2 separate regions of the Homo sapiens genome follow, and region 1 is linked to region 2. A link is a loop called in an ENCODE intact Hi-C map of the cell type or tissue named here. Cell type or tissue: CD14-positive monocyte. All regions are shown on one strand. Each heading gives the region's core, and the rest is flanking DNA. Links, peaks and the distances in the headings are about the cores only. Region 1 holds the start of TSPO (translocator protein). Region 2 has its middle 5.8 kb from the start of TTLL1.

Region 1 (8,320 bases), core at 37-8,036, 56 kb before region 2:
TCTGGTAGGCAGGGGCCTGCGTGGTGGAGTCCGTGCTCATCCCGACGGTCACCGCCTTGTTCAGTCCCCACAGCAGCCACAGGGGACCAGCTGCTTCTCCCTGAGCCACACGGCCCACTCGGCCTCCATGGTGGACTCGTGACTGGTCCCATTTTCCAGATGAGGAAACTGAGACATGAGAAGTCACAGAACTTTCTAGGTCCGAGTGACTCCAAAACCCACCCCACCCCTCCCTTTGAGCTGGGTGTCTGCCGGGCTGCTCTGGGCCGCGTGACCACTTGCCAGGAGTTGTGTCACCGCCCGTCTCAGCCTCCTTCCTCATCTGAAACAGGGCTCATAGAGCCTGCGGCGCCAGGATTGGACCCGCAGGCCACTCCACCCCACCTCTGAACGGTGCCAGAAGGTTCTCTCAGGGCCAGTAGCATCACTCTCTCCACCTGCCGCGGCAACATCCCAGCCCCCACAGAGCATCGGGCCCTGCAGAATCTGAGCCCTTCCCCACTGAGGGTGGGACCCAGGGTCTCCAGGTCTTGTGAGGCTTCACTCCTGGCCCGAAGACCCCAGACCCATCGCTGCCCCAAGGTATCTCATCTCCTGAGCCTCTGTGTCCCCATCTATGAGGTGGTGGTCGAGCCAGTGGGTTTCAGGGTGTCTTTCTGTTCTTGGAGACCTCCCTATAGGTGACCCAGAAGGCCAGGAACGGTGGCTCACACCTGTAATCTCAGCACTTTGGGAGGCTGAGGCAGGCAGATCACCTCAGGTCAGGAGTTCGAGACCAGCCTGGCCAACATGGTGAGACCCCGTCTCTACTAAAAATAAAAAACTAGCCTGGTGTGGTGGCGCACGTCTGTAATCCCAGCTACTCAGAAGGCTAAGGCAAGAGAATTGCTTGAACCCGAGAGGAGGAGGTTGCAGTGAGCCAAGATTACGCCACTGCACTCCAGCCTGGGCAACAGAGCAAGACTCTGTCTCAAAATAAATAAATAAATAAATAAAGCAAACAAAAAAAAAGAAGGCGACCCAGAAACACAATAAGGAATGTGTCCCTTCTCTGATCCCCACCCCGACCCCCAGCTGCACCCACTCCCCTGAGCCTTGTCTCTCCAACGAAGCCAGCACTGTCCCAGGGACTTGTTTTCAGGCTTTTTAAAAATGATTCATGGCTAATCGTCCTCATCGTAACCTTTGTGTGCATTTTTCATTACAAAAGTAACCAGTGAAACAGCCCACAGGTCTGGAAAAATCCACAGCGAACCTGGCCATCGAGTGGCCTGGGAGAGGGTAGGGTGAGGGTGGGGTATCCAGGGGGAATTGGTTCTGTTAAGAAAGACTACTTCCCTTTCCTTCGAGGTTCGGGGGTTAAACTTTTTTTTAGTAAAAAATAAAGAAACAGCCTGGCCGACATGGTGAAACCCATCTCTACTAAAAATATAAAAATTAGCCAGGCTGAGGCAGGAGAATCACTTCAACTCTGGAGGCGGAGGTTGCAGTGAGCCCAGCTGGAGCCACTGCACTCCAGCCTGGGCAATGGAGCGAGACACCGTCTCAAAAAATATATATATAAATAAAAATAAGAAATTAAGAATGACTTCCCTAGTGGTCTAGTGGTTAAAAAAAAAAATAAAAAAGACTACCGTTTTAAACAGAGAGCACATCCAAGCATTGTTTGCACCATCAAAAGTAAAGAAAACACAAATAAGCCGGGCGCGGTGGCTCACGCCTGTAATCCCAGCACTTTGGGAGGCCGAGGCGGGTGGATCATGAGGTCAGGAGATCGAGACCATCCTGGCTAACAAGGTGAAACCCCGTCTCTACTAAAAATACAAAAAATTAGCCGGGCGCGGTGGCAGGCGCCTGTAGTCCCAGCTACTCGGGAGGCTGAGGCAGGAGAATGGCGTGAACCCGGGAAGCGGAGCTTGCAGTGAGCCGAGATTGCGCCACTGCAGTCCGCAGTCCGGCCTGGGCGACAGAGCGAGACTCCGTCTCAAAAAAAAAAAAAAAAAAAAAAAAAAGAAAACACAAATAAGCCAGGAACAGTGGCTCATGCCTGTAATCCCAGCACTTTGGGAGGCTGAGGTGGGAGGATCGCTTGAGCCCAGGAGTTCTGCAGGAGACTGCAGTGAGCTATGATTGCATCACTGCACTCCAGCCTGCATACCAGAGTGAGACCCTGTCTCAAACAAACAAACAAAAACAAGAAAGGAAGGAAGGAAGGGGAAGAAAGAAAAAAAGAGAAAGAGAAAGGAAAGAAGGAAGGAAGGAAAGAAAGAAAGAAAGAGAAAGAAGAAAGAGAAAGAAGGGGTGGGAAGGGGAGGGGAGGGAGGGAGGAAGGAAGGACGGAAGAAAGGAAGAAAGCAAGCTAAAGTGAAAAGTAGGCTCCCTCCCTGCGAGCCCAAGCCCCTCACCCCAGCTGGAGAACCCGCTGTGAATACTTTCTGGTAGATCCAGCCAGACATCCTGCCTCACGCCAGGCACAAGTGTGTACAGACGACAGGACACAGCACATGTGCACACACACACTCCCAGGAAAGAAAGTGGTCCTCGGGGCACAGTGGAGAAGGCAGGCTGGGATCAGCCTGCACGGGTTCTGGCCCTGGCTCCACCGCGCCAGCTGCGTGACTCTGGACAAAGGCTTCTTTGGCAAGCCTCAGTTTCGCCGAACCTCCCTGTGGGGCTGCCAGCAGCCAGGTGGAGACTCAGGGGCCGCCTTCCCCTGCTGGGCTGAGGCTGGCTCTCCTGTCCTTGCCACACGGCCCCTTTCACCGCCAGTGGAAACCTGCCTCAGGCTGCCCTGTCCCGGGCCCCACCGACTCCACAGAGACGCCGGGCCTCGCCCACTGTTCTGGCAGTAGGCCTTCATGGGCAGGGCTTGCTGTGTGCCAGGCAAGCTGGGCGGCTGCTTCCTGTACACCACCTCCCCTGATATCCTCGCCCTGCCTGAGCCCATTCTGGGACAGCCTCAAGTCCTGTCTCTCCTGCCATCCAGCCCAGGGCACGCTGCTGGTATCCCGTAGCCCTGGCCCCTGGCAGGCTGGCCAGAGGGGCTCCAGGCCCACGCCAGGCCATGGCCTCTGGCAGCTGCCCTGGCCAGCAGCGCGTTCACAGCAGGAAGCCCCCGCTTCTCCTACCTGGGCTCCGGCTTCTTTGCAAGGGGTAGGGGAAGCAGACAGGTCCCAGAGGCTGCTCGGCTCACAGTAAGACCCGTCTAGGCTGCAACGCACCTGAGCCCCGCACTGGGAATCGAGGGCCAGGGGGCCTCTAACCGGCTTTGGGCAAAATAAACTTCCCCGATCTGGACTGTTCTCCACTACGAAACGGGGTGTCTCGGAGATCAAGAGCCCGAGGTCTCCCAGATATTCTGAGACCCTCAAGGGAGTTCCGCCTGGGATTGCCCATCCGCGGAATGGGCAGGAGAGGGAGCGTCGGCCACTCCTGGGACCGCGCTTCCTGCAGGAGAAGCCACGCGGCCAAGGGCTGGGCGTGGCAGGGTTGTCCAAGTTTTCCCTCCCGAACCCCCAGCCGGAGGCGGCCCGCGCTGGAACCCCGGCCGCGGAGGCCCAGACTCTGCTGCCCGCCGCCCCCTGACCCGGTAGCCGAGCCCCAAGTGCTGCCCCGGGTCGCCCCCTCGGGTGTCCAGTCTGCGGCTCCGGCCTCAGTTTCCCTCTGTCCCGCGGCGCTGCCAAGAGTCGCAGCCATGCGGGCCCCCACTTCCCGCTGCCCCCTCCGCGTCCCGTCCTCACTCACCAGCGGCGAGGGCACGCTCCGGGAAGGGCACTGCCTGGCAGGAGTTAGCCAGGCCGCTGTCCCCGCATCCGCCCCGCCCCTCCCAGCCGCCAGGCCCCGCCCCTCTCAGTCGCCCGGCCCCGCCCCGCCCCGCCTGGCAGCCCGGGCACTGGGCCCACTCGCGTCCCCGCGGGACCGGGAGCTCACTCCTCAAAGCCACCTCTCCCGCGGGACGCGCTTCTGCCTCCCCCCGGCCGCGAGCAAGTCTCTCGGCTCCTCCTCCTCCCCATGGTGACCGGTGACGGCCGCCCGGCCAGACCCAACATCTAAAACGTTGCCGTGTGTCCAACGGCGTGTCGTTTGTCGTCTCTTCTAGCCTCACTTTTCCCATCTATAAAATGCAGCAACAAGACCGATCTCCGAGTGGGGAATTACCTCTCCTGAGGCCAAGGCCCTGAGCGTCCTGCTGCCCAGCAGCCTTGGCCCCATTTCCGGAGCACCCCAGTTCCTTGAGCTGTTGACGCAGGGCACGGAGGCAGCGCGCTGCACTCTTAGTCCTGGCCCAGCCACTTTCTGACTGGCTCTCTGGGCCTCCATCTCCTCATCTGTAAAATGGGCACAAAGTCGTGGGACTGATGAGGCCGCAACGCGGTGATGCAGGCAGGACACCCCTCAGATGCTCGGCGCTCAGTGAGGGGAGGCTGCCATCATCACAGCCCAGAGGTGGCCTCCAGCTGCCCAGGTCCACTCCCATGCAGGGTGTGTCCAGCCCCAGGCCCTTGGCACTATGGCTGTCTTGCTGCAGTTCAAGGCTGTCCCAGCTCCCTCCAGACAACTCAGCCTGGCAACGCCCCATCAGCCTGAACCAGCCACGTTGGCCCAAACTGATCCTGCAGGGTCCAAGGAGAACTGTGGCTACTTCTACCCAGACACAGAAGCCAGGAGCCTCCTTGGGGACCAGCCAGGCTGCAGTATGGCTTTCCTAGGACCTGGCATTTTTGCCTTTGTGAGCCTCTTCCTCTATTAAAAAACAAACATACATAAATCTATTTTTTACTGTGTTGGCCTGAAGACAAGGATAACCCAGGCTTGGTTCCATTCTTCATTCATCTTTTTCTTCTGGGTTTCTTTTTTTTTTTTTTTGAGACGGAGTTTCGCTCTTGTCTCCTAGGCTAGAGTACAATGGCACAATCTCGGCTCACTGCAACCTCTGCCTCCTGGGTTCAAGTGATTCTCTCCTCCCTCAGCCTCCCGGTAGCTGGGATTACAGGCGCCTGCCACCATGCCCGGCTAATTTTTGTATTTTTAGTAGAGATGGGGTTTCACCATGTTGGCCAGGCTAGTCTCGAACTCCTGACCTGAAGTGATCCACTGCCTCGGCCTCCTAAAGTGCTAGGATTACAGGCGTGAGCCACCGCACCTGGCAGCTTTGTTTTTTTTTTTTTTTTTCTTTTTTAAAATTCCTTCTGGCCAGGCACGGTGGCTCATGCCTGTAATCCCAGCACTTTGGGAGGCCGAGGTGGGTGGATCACTAGGTCAGGAGTTCGAGACCAGCCTGGCCAACATGGTGAAACCCCATCTCTACTAAAAATACAAAAATTAGCTGGGCATGGTGGTGTGTGCCTGTAATCCCAGCTACTTGGAAGGCTAAGGCAGGAGAATCTCTTGAACCCAGGAGGCAGAGGTTGCAGTGAGCTGAGACGGTGCCACTGCACTCCAGCTTGGTGACAGAGCGAGACTCCGTCTCAAAAAAAAAAAAAAAAAATCCCTTCTTAGCCGGGCGTGGTGGCTCACACCTGTAATCCCAGCACTTTGTGAGGCCGAGGCCGGTGGATCACCTGAGGTCAGCAGTTCGCCACCAGCCTAACCAACATGGTGAAACCCAGTCTCTACTAAAAATACAAAAATTAGCTGGGCATGGTGGCAGGCGCCTGTAATCCCAGCTACTCAGGAGGCTGACACAGGAGAATCGCTTGAACCGGGAGGTGGAGGTTTCAGTGAGCCAAGATCACGCCATTGCACTCCAGCTTGGGTGACACAGTGAGACTCTTTCTCAAAAAAACAAAACAAAAAATAAAATAAAATAAAAATAAGACACACATGTGGCTGGTTGCAGTGGCTCACGCCTGTAATCCTAGCACTTCGGGAGGCCGAGGCAGGCAGATCACTTCAGGTCAGGAGTTGGAGACCAACCTGGCCAACACGGTGAAACCCCATCTCTACTAAAAATACAAAAATTAGCTGGGCGTTGTGGCGGGCACCTTTAATCCCAGCTACTCGGGAGGCTGAAGCATGAGAATCACTTTAACCCGGGAGGTGGAGGCTGCAGTGAGTCGTGATCACACCTCTGCACTCCAGCCTGGGTGATAAAGCAAAACTCAATTTAAAAAAAAAAAAAAAAACCACACACGTGTACACATTACAACAATAATACCAGGTGTGCCCATTCCCCAGTTATGACCAGAACATTACGAGAGTCCTAGGAGCGCCCTGGTGACCTCCCCAGCGATTCCTCCCCTCCCCAGAGATCACCTTTACTTTGACTTGGGTTGATCACGCCCTTGCTTTCCTTTAGGGTTTTATGAATCCCACCCGGGTGTGTTTCCCTGAGTACTATGTGTGCAGAGAGGCAGCACACCCCCAGCTGGGGCAGAACAGGCACCATGGCCAGGCCAGAAGACTCCCGGGAAGATAAACTCAGCTGAGCGCCTGGGGTACAGGCTGGGCCCGGCCTCTGTGGGCACTGACAAGAGGCCCCTCTGGGGCAGGCAGAGGGCATGGTTGTGGGTGGGGCTCCCCTGTGAGGACGTTGAGCACAGCTGTGGCATGCGCATTCAGCAGGAAATGGTCAGGGGCATGAGCTGTTCTGTCTCTTGCTTCTGAGCTCACAGTGCCCTGAGGAGTAGGGTGCTCAGACCTCAGGAGCAAGGTGAGGCCTGTCAGGTGAGCCATGTGTCCTCAGCAGACCCAGGCAGCAGGGCGAGAACAGGGCTTCCTCAGCCTGTGATAGGGACCAGTCAGGTGCAGGCAAGATTCTGGGCCAGCGTCAGGTGCAATGGCTCAAGCCTGTAATCTCAGCACTTTGGGAGGCCGAGGTGGGCGGATCACGAGGTCAGGAGATCAAGACAATCCTGGCTAACACGGTGAAACCCCGTCTCTACTAAAAATACAAAAAAATAGCAGGGTGTGGTGGCGGGCACCTGTAATCCCAGCTACTCGGGAGGCTGAGGCAGGAGAATGCTTGAACCCGGGAGGTGGAGGTTGCAGTGAGCCGAGATCATGCCACTGCACTCCAGCCTGGGCAACAGAGTGAGACTCTGTCTCAAAAAAAAAAAAAGAATCTGGGCCAAGCTTGTGGGGCATTCTGTACCTAAATGAGCAGCATGGCAGTAGGGATGTTGGTAATGCCAGCTCTCAACACATCTCAAGTCACGCTGCTCCCCGCTGGACAGGCTGCACAGGTCCAGTACACACACCATGCCCGGGTCTTTCTTCACCACCTCCGCCCCCTCCTGCATGGGTCCTTATTTCCTGGATTTCACATCTTCCTCTTTCTTGGTCCCCCCTTGCTTGTGTTGAGCCTATCCTCCAGGAGTTCTTGAGAAAGACTGCCCGGAAGGTAACATTGCTGAATTCTTGCATCCTACCCCATAGATGGCTGATGCTTGGCTGAGCTGCAGATCGTTGTCCTTCAGAATCATGAAGAGATGCTGTTGGCCAGCTGCCACACTGCGGTTGAGCAGGCTAAAGCCATTCTGTTTCGGAAGTCTTTGGTTGTTTTTTGTTTTGTTTTTATTTTTTTGTAGACACAGGGTCGCGCTATGTTGCTCAGACAAGTTTCCAACTCCTGGGCTCAAGCAATCCTGCTCCGGCCACGCTGTGGATCCTTTATATGTAACCGATTTTGTTCTTCCTGGAAAGTTTTTAAGATTTTGGGCCCCAGAGTTCTGCAGTTTCACACTGATATTCCCCTATGTGGGACTAATTTTTTTTTTTTTTTTTTTTTTTGAGACCATCTCACTCTGTAATCCAGGCTGGAGTGCAGTGGTACGATCTCGGCTCACTGCAACCTCTGCCTCCCGGGCTCAAGCAATTCTCCCTCAGCCTCCCGAGTACCTGGGACTACAGGCGAGCTCCAACACACCCAGCTTCATTTCCTCCACTGTGCCTGCACTCAACAGGCACTTTCCCGCTGGAAGCTCATTCTTTACTTTTCAGAAGTTGGATTATTTCTTTGATTTCCTTCCCTCTATTTTCTCACTTCTCTTTCTTTTCAAATTTATGTTGTGCAGCAATCACTTCCTTTCTGGAACTCCTATTACTCAGAATGTAGGGCCTCTAGGGCTGTTTTTCTAACTTCCTTTTTCTCTCTCTCTTTTTTTTTTTTTTTTTTTTTTTTTGAGACAGAGTCTCACTCTATTGCCCAGGCTGGAGTGCAGTGGCATAATCTTGGCTTACTGCAACCTCTGCCTCCCGAGTTCAAGGGATTCTCCTGCCTCTGCCTCCCGAGTAGCTGGGATTACAGGCATGTGCCATGACGCCTGGCTAATTTTTGTATTTTTAGTAGAGACAGGGTTTCGCCATGTTGGCCAGGCTG
Region 2 (8,320 bases), core at 266-8,265:
AGTCTGAGTGTTGACATGTAGCAGCAAAAGCTAGCCTGGCTCTTTGCCTCGGAAGGAAGGGAGCTACCAGCCAAGTTGGCTGCAGGGGGTAAGGCCGGGAACTGCAGGGGCTAGAGAATTCCAGACAGGAGGCCCCAGTGGGAACCTGGAACCTGGAGGTGGGTGGAAGCCCTTGTCTCAGCTGCCTGTGAAGCATTTGCAGGGTTAGTGTTATTTTTCTGCTTCTCTCTAACCTGGTGAAGTGTGTAGCATGAGCCCATTTCACAGACGCGGAAGCTGACTTCAGCCAGGGTCAGCCCTCCTGCACAACCCCAGTTTGAACTCAGGTGTGTCCAAGTTTCAATTTCTTTCTTTCTTTTTTTTTCTTTTTTTTGAGACGGAGTTTCGCTCTTGTTGCCTCAGCCTCCTGAGTAGCTGGGATTACAGGCACGCACCACCATGCCCAGCTAATTTTTGTATTTTTAGTAGAGACGGGGTTTCACCATGTTGGCCAGAATGGTCTTGATCTCCTGACCTCGTGATCCACTCACCTCGGCCTCCCAAAGTGCTGGGATTACAGGCATAAGACACCGTGCCCAGCTGGACCAGGCAGATATTCTACAGGGTCCGGGCCAGGACTGTGTTGGCCCCAGACAAGCTCTGGGCCTGGGCCAGCCTCTACATGTCTGTGAGCCTCAGGTTCCTTCTGTGCTAAACAGGGAAAACCTAAAAGGGACTGCTGTGGGGTCAAGTGGACGTCCTGATGTAAACCAGACCTTAGTTCTCATTTTCCTGCCTTTCCTGTTGGGGCTGGGAGCTTAAATGATTGACAGAAACTTTTTTTTTCTTTTTTTTGAGACAGAGTCTCACTCTGTGGCTCAGGCTGGAGAGCAGTGGTGCCATTATAGCTCATTGCAGCCTCCAACTACTGGGCTTAAGCAATCGTCCTGCTTCAGCCTCCAAAAATGTTGGGACTACATAAGCCCAGCAGGAACTCTTCCGCCATCTCTCGCCAACACCACCCTGCCTTCCTGTTGCCCCATTGCCCTTCCCTGGCTCCCTCAGCTGTGAGTACTGCCTCCGGCGCTGTCTGGGGGTGAGGTGTGCAGTGCGCCTGACGGAGGGAGCAAGGAGGGCTCACTGAAGTCAAGACCCACATTCCTGGCACAGTTTGCTGTCTTCAATTCTGCCTCCTCAACAGCATTGCAAGGTGGGGTGCATGGCTCCTTCCTGATGGAGAAACCAAGGCCCAGGGACCTGGAGGGCCGAGCTTAGGTCCAGTGAAGAGGATCAGAGGTTCAGCTCTCTTCTTCTTCTTCTTTTATTTATTTTTTTTATTATTATTATTTTTTTAGATGGAGTCTCGCTCTGTCACCCAGGCTGGAGTGCAGTGGCACGATCTCAGCTCACTGCAAGCTCCGCCTCCTGGGTTCTCGCCATTCTCCTGCCTCAGCCTCCCAAGTAGCTGGGACTACAGGCGCCCACTACCACGCCTGCTAATTTTTTGTATTTTTAGTAGAGATGGGGTTTCACCATGTTAGCCAGGATGGTCTCGATCTCCTGACCTCGTGATCCGCCCGCCTCGGCCTCCCAAAGTGCTGGGATTACAGGCGTGAGCCACCGCGCCTGGCCTTTTTATTTATTTATTTATTGAGACGGAGTTTCGCTCTTGTTGCCCAGGCTGGAGTACAATGGTGCAATCTCGGTTCACCGCAACCTCCACCTCCCGAGTTCAAGTGATTCTCCTGCCTCAGCCTCCCGAGTAGCTGGGACTACAGGCATGTGCCACCACGCCCAGCTATTTTTAGCAGAGATGAAGTTTCTCCATGTTGGTCCGGCTAGTCTTGACCTCCCAACCTCAGGTGATCTCCCTGCCTCGGCCTCCCAAAGTGCTGGGATTACAGGCGTGAGCCACCGCGCCCAGCTCAGATCTCTTCTGAGGCAGTCTTGCTGCATCCCAGGAGGACCCAGGCCTGAGAGGAGTCTGGGGGTCCTAGCTGCCTGCTCGTTATAGGGTGCAGTTCTTCCCTCCATCCTTCACAGGCCTTACTGGTCATGTTTCAAGGCCAGGCCCATGTAGGTCTCTGGGGTACAGAGTAGAGCCTCTCCAGGCAGGTGAGAGCAGCAGACCGGTGACTGGTCAGCCCCGTAAGACGGGCTCTGTGCTGCCTGGGCTCCCTGAGCCTCCCTTACCTGCACCCCACCTCCCAGGCTCCGCTATCCACAACCCCTCACCCACACACCTCTGCCTTCCTCCTCCACCATCCAGCTGATACAAAAGAAAGAGCACCAAACACAGAGGCCTCCAGACCTGGACTCAGATCCCCTCTGGAAGCCGCTGGCTCCTCCTGGCTTGCAGGGGTCCAACCCCAGGCAATCTGGAGGAAGTCGGACAAAGGATCCGTTTCTGCGTCTCACTGGGCCGTGGGAGAGCGTGCAGGACCCAGCTCCCGGGAAGATCAGCCCCATCTTCCTCAGCTGGGGCCTCTGCTGTCTGTGCTGGGTGCTGCTTAGCAGGGGGTTGGGGAGGAGCTCTAGTCCCTTCCAGCTTCAAGCCCCTTGTCCCAACCCTCCCCACCAACCTTGGGTCCTGCTGTGGGTGGGGTGAACACACACATACACACACAGTCACTCACATGTGTTGGGAATGAAGTTTTTGGTGTCACACACAAAAAAAATTAACACAGAAACAAATGATCTCTCGGCAAGGTGCGCTTTACTTTCTGCAGAAAGGGCGCTGCTCAATAGCTGCTCAGCCACGAGAGCACACTGAGCGAAGGAGACTGTTATTTATAACCTAACGCATCTACCCTACTGCTGTGTCCAGTTTCCATTGGCTGGAATAGGACCTCACATTTTACACTTTACTCGATTGGCTATTGGTTTAAAACGTTTTAATTGGGTAAGGGGGACAGAACAAAGAAAGAAAAGGAAGTTGCCCAGGGATAGTTAAGGGAGCATCTCCAAATAAGGAATGGGACGCACTATGGGCTGGGGCTTTCTATTCTTTTTTTTTTTTTTTTTTTTTTTTTTGAGACGGAGTCTCGCTGTCACCCAGGCTGGAATGCAGTGGCACAATCTCGCCTCACTGCAGACTCCGCCCCCTGGGTTCACGCCATTCTCCTGCCTCAGCCTCCCGAGTAGCTGGGACTACAGGCGCCTGCCACCTCCCAGGCTAATTTTTTGTATTTTTAGTAGAGATGGGGTTTCACCATGTTAGCCAGGATGGTCTCCATCTCCTGACCTCGTGATCCACCCGCCTCGGCCTCCCAAAGTGCTGGGATTACAGGCCTGAGCCACCGCACCCGGCCCGGCTGGGGCTTGTCTAGTTCTGTCCAGGCATGCCGGAGCAAGCTAGGACAGCTGATAGGACACTATATATATATATATAGTGGATAGCAATCTTACAGTAAGAAATTGTGACTTTTTATAATCTTTGAAGAACTTTCCCATTTCTCACACACACACACACACACCACACACACACTCTCACACTCACACAAACACACCACACACACAATAACACTCATTCACACACACAACACACATACACTCACACACAACACACACTCACACTCACACACACTCTCACACTCACACAAACACACCACACACACAATAACACACACACACAACACCCATGCACTCACACACAACCCACATATACTCACACTCACACACACTCTCACACTCTGGGCATGCGGTCCTCTCTGAGCAGCTTCCCCTTGATTGATCATGAACAGTCTTCCTAGGAGCTGCCCTCTGTGCGGGCTGCATGCTGAGCACGGTCACTGGCATGGTCTCATCTGATCGTCACAGCTGCCCCGGGAAGCTGGTTCTATTATTAACTCCATTGTAAAGAGCAGGAGCGAGCAGAGGTTAAGCACTCGAAGTCCACTTGTGGGGAGGCTCTCTGGGGTACCAGTCGGTACTTTTGTTATTGTCCTTTAACCTTCCCTGACCGGACACCTCCTCGGCTTTACCTGGGTGGACACTTGGGTCCCCAGGACTGGGGAACTGGGGCACGGGGGACTTGGTTGCCCAGCAGGAGGGCAAAGGGGTGGAAATGGATGAGAAGGGAAGGGGGAGAGAAGGAGGGAATGGAAAGCCAGGCCCCCCAAGGGAAACAAACAGCCACCCTGTGGGCGGTTCTTGGAGGAATAACAGGTAGGGGCGGCCCTCGTCTCCCACCAGCTCTGGGGATTGAAGATTATTTTCTTTTCTTTTTTTTTTTTTTTTTGAGACTGAGTCTCCCTCTGTTGCCCAGGCTGGAGTGCAATGGTGCAATCTCGGCACACTGCAACCTCCGCCTCCCAGGTTCAAGCAATTCTCGTGCTTCAGCCTCCAGAGTAGCTGGGATTACAGGCACGTGCCACCACGCCTGGCTAATTTTTTGTATTTTTGGTAGAGCCAGGGTTTCGTCAAGTTAGCCAGGCTGATCTCAAACTCTTGGCCTCAGGTAATCCACCTGTCTCAGCATCCCACAGTGCTGGGATTACAGGTGTGAGCCACTGCACCCGGCTGGCTTTCTTATTGTTCTCTGAGCCCCCAGGGACTCCACCCTTTGGCCCTAGGCCAGGAGGCCTGCGCTCTGGGCCTCAGCCCCTTGGGGCTAGAAAAGGGCCTGACAAAGCCAGAGCCTGAGGCCCAGCTGTCTGGCCTCTCCCTAATCCTTCTAGGTGCTCAGGTAAATGGGCAAGGAGGATAAGGAGAGATCCCGAGAGCACCTGGTTCTTTCACCTGGAGAAGAGGCAGCCTTCCCACCTCCATGCTGCAAGGGGGAGGGAGGAGGGGACAGAGACCCTGGGAAGTCAGGGCCTGTGGTGGGAAGTGGGGGAGAAGGGGGCAAGGCTGCTAGAGGCTGAGGGTGGGGCAGCATGGGGAGGAGCATGGCCAGGTCTAGGCAGGTTCGGGTCCAGCTGGCTGGCCAGGGGGCTGCAGTGGCATGGGGCGTGCCTGAGGGCTCCTGTTGGCCTCAGGGAGCATCAGACTGGAGCGAAGGTGAAGTACTTGTGTGTGCTATTGGCTGGCACTGTGACAGCGGCGAGCTGGCCTCCTGGTGGCAGTGTGAGTGGGGCTGATGTGTTGAGACATCTGCCCAGTGACGATGACTGCTGTAGTGATTGCTGCCTGGCCTTGGGCAAGTTACTCACCACCTTCAAGCTTCAGTTCCCATATTTACAAGGCAGGGAGGATGTCACACCCGTTAGAATAACTGCTATCAAAAAATAGAAGATAACAGGTATTGTCCAGGATGTGGAGGAATTGGAACTCTGGCACTGTTGGTGGGAATGTGAAATGGTGCAGCTGCTGTGGAAAACCTTATGGAGAGTCCTCGGAAAGTTCAATATAGAATTCCTACATGATCCAGCAGTCTCACGCTGGGTACATACCCCAGATAACTGAAAGCAAGGAGCCTGGGGTGGTGGTTCATGCCTGTAATGCCACCACTTTGGAAGGCCAAGGCAGGCGGATCACTTGAGCCCAGGAGTTGGAGACAGCCTAGGCAACATAGTGAGACCTGATCTCAGTTATTAAGAAAAAAAAAAAGAATTAAAAGCAGGGTCTCAGATATACACCCGTGTTCATAGTAGCATTAATCACAATAGCCAAAAGGTAGAAACTGATGAATGGATTTTTTTTTTTTGGGTGGCGGGTTCTCGCTCTATCCCCTAGGCTGGAGTGCAGTGGCATGATTTCGGCTCACTGCAATCTCCGCCTCCTGGGTTCAAGTGATTCTCCTGTCTCAGCCTCCCGAGTGGCTGGGATTACAGGCGCCCGCCACCATGCCCGGCTAATTTTTGTATTTTTAATAGAGACGGGGTTTTGCCACGTTGGCCAGGCTGGTCTTGAACTCCTGACTTCAGGTGATCTGCCTGCCTGGGCCTCCCAAAGAGCTGGGATTATAGGCATGAGCCACCAAGCCTGGCCCTGGATTTTTTTTTTTTAATTATACTTTAAGTTTTAGGGTACATGTGCACAACGTGCAGGTTTGTTACATACGTATACATGTGCCATGTTGGTGTGCTGCACCCATTAAATCGTCATTTACATTAGGTATATCTCCTAATGCTATCCCTCCCCCCTCCCCCCGCCCTGGATTTTTTTAAATGCCTTAAAAACATACAATGAAATGTTTTCAGCCTTAAAAAAAAAAAAAAAGGAAATCCATACTACAACAGGAATGAACCTGAGGGCATTATGCTACATGAAATAAGCCAGTCACAAAAAGACAAAAATTAGCTGAGTGTGGTGGCACATGCCTGTAGTCCTAATTGCTCTAGAGGCTGAGGAAGGAGGATCACTTGAGGTCCAGAGCTCAAGGTTACAGTGAGCTATGATCCTGCCACTGCACCCAGCATGGGCCACAGAGCAAGACGTCCTCTCTAAAAATAAATAAATAAATAAATAACAAATACTGTATGATTCTACTTTCTTCCTTTCTTCTTTTTCTTTCTTTTTTTTTTTTTTTTTGGAGATGGAGTCTCACTCTGTCGCCCAGGCTGGAGTGCAGTGGCATGATCTTGGCTCACTGCAACCTCCGCCTCCTGGGTTCAAGCGATCCTCCTGCCTCAGCCCCCCTAGTGGCTGGGACTACAGGCACATGCCACCATGCCCTGCTAAGTTTTGTATTTTTAGTAGAGACGGGGTTTCGCCATGTTGGCCAGGCTGGTCTCGAACTCCTGAGCTCAGGTGATCCACCCACCTCGGCCTCCCAAAGTGTGGGATTATAGGCATGAGCCACCGCGCCTGGCCTCTTTTTTTGATTTAATAAAGTTTTATTTTTGCAAATGTACAGTTGGTTGGACCTGTTCATGTATCATCACCAGCAGCTATAACATCTCCACCCTTGGTATTTCTGATGTAAATTACTTGAGCTCTGTGCTTTGAAACCAGTTTGTTAAGTCCTTTACTAAGGTTCTCCTGAAGGGCTGCCCTGGCCAGGAAGCCTCGAATCTTCAGTTTCTCAGAGACCACAGCAGGGCTTATAAGTTTATGGTTAGGAAGTTCCTTACAGAGTTTGTCATAGGTAGGTTTGTCAAACACGACTCAGTTATTGAGCTTGTCCCGGACTTTGCCTTTGAACCACTTCTTCTTTTGGGCCCTGCCCCCAGATTTGTTCACTGAATCTTTGTCTTTCTTAGCGACTTTCCGGTGTCTTCGTTCTTCTTGTCATCCATTGATAGCACGGCGAAGCTCAGAGAGCAGCAGCGAACCCTTTCTTCCCTCCCTCCCTCCCTTCCTTCCTTCTCTTTCTTTCTTCTTCTTCTTCTTTTTTTTTTTTTTTGCAGAGACGAGGTCGCCCTATGTTGCCCAGGCTGGTCTCAAACTCCTGGGCTCAGGCAATCCTCCTGCCTCAGGCTCCCAAAATGCTGGGATTACAGGCATGAGCCACTGTGCCTGGCCCAGATTCCACTTAGATGAGGTACTTAGGGAGTCTAATTCATTAAGACAGAAAGTAGAAAGGCAGTTACCAGGGGCTGGGGAAGGAAGGATGGGGAATTGTGTTCAATGGGTAAAGAGTTTTAGTTTAGCAAGAGGATAAAGTTCTGGAGACTGATTGCACAACGTGAATATATTTAACATCACTGAACTGTACATTTAAAAATGGCTAAGATGGTTAAGTTTTATGTTATACATATTTTACCACTTTTTCTTTTTTTTGTTTTTAGACAGAGTCTCGCTCTGTCGCTAGGCTGGAGTGCAGTGGTGTGATCTCAGCTCACTGCAACCTCTGCCTCCCAGGTTCAAGCGATTCTCCCGCCTCAGCTCCCTGAGTAGCTGGGACTACAGGCGTGTGCCATCATGCCCGGCTAATTTTTGTATTTTTAGTAGAGACGGGTTTCCATCATGTTGGCCAGAATGGTCTCGATCTCTTGACCTCATGATCCGCCCACCTCGGCCTCCCAAAGTGCTAAGATTACAGGCGTGAGCCACTGCGCCCGGCCAATTTACCACTATTTTTTAAAAAGTGGTGATAACACCATTAACTCAGCAGAGTTCTTGTGGGGATTCATTGAGGGGAGCTGTGGCCAGCTTCTTAGGGTAAGGCCAGCCTCATGGGCCTGTGACCTGTACAGAACCATAGGACCCCGTGCTCAGACAAGCCCTGAAGTTAGTTTAATGCTGCTGTCGCCATCTTAAAGTTCTTTTTTTTTTTTTAAGACGGAGTCTCGCCCTGTTGCCCAGGCTGGAGTGCAATAGTGCGATCTCGGCTCACTGTAACCTCTGTCTCCCAGGCTCAAACAATTCTCCTGCCTCAGCCTCCCAAGTAGCTGGGATTACAAGTGCGCACCACCATGCCCGGCAAATTTTTGTATTTTTAGTAAAGACGGGGTTT

Evidence for each region. Peaks named below come from ENCODE experiments on the same cell type or tissue, not always from the same donor. Only the 100,000 strongest peaks of a DNase experiment are listed, where the experiment ranks them.
Region 1: it touches region 2 in a loop (6-fold over the local background); 10 of 110 quality-filtered maps call a loop at or near these places.

The regions. Positions count from the first base shown.
Region 1 is chr22:43,147,029-43,155,348 of GRCh38, reverse strand. TSPO (translocator protein) reads right to left here and starts at 3,790. Exons shown (of 4, transcript NM_000714.6): 1 at 3,745-3,790. RefSeq lists enhancers at 3,098-3,197, 7,248-7,457 and a silencer at 3,819-4,038. In CD14-positive monocyte, for the core only: no CTCF peak of the experiment used is centred there; DNase peaks (open chromatin) are centred at 258, 6,558, 7,268, 8,028 and 2 weaker places; H3K4me3 peaks cover 6,529 bases; H3K27ac peaks cover 6,111 bases.
Region 2 is chr22:43,091,006-43,099,325 of GRCh38, reverse strand. It overlaps the pseudogene RPS25P10. Among named protein-coding and RNA genes, the nearest start is that of TTLL1, 5.8 kb to the right of the region's middle. In CD14-positive monocyte, for the core only: a CTCF peak has its summit at 5,036 (motif pointing right); DNase peaks (open chromatin) are centred at 5,075 and 7,025; H3K27ac peaks cover 1,427 bases.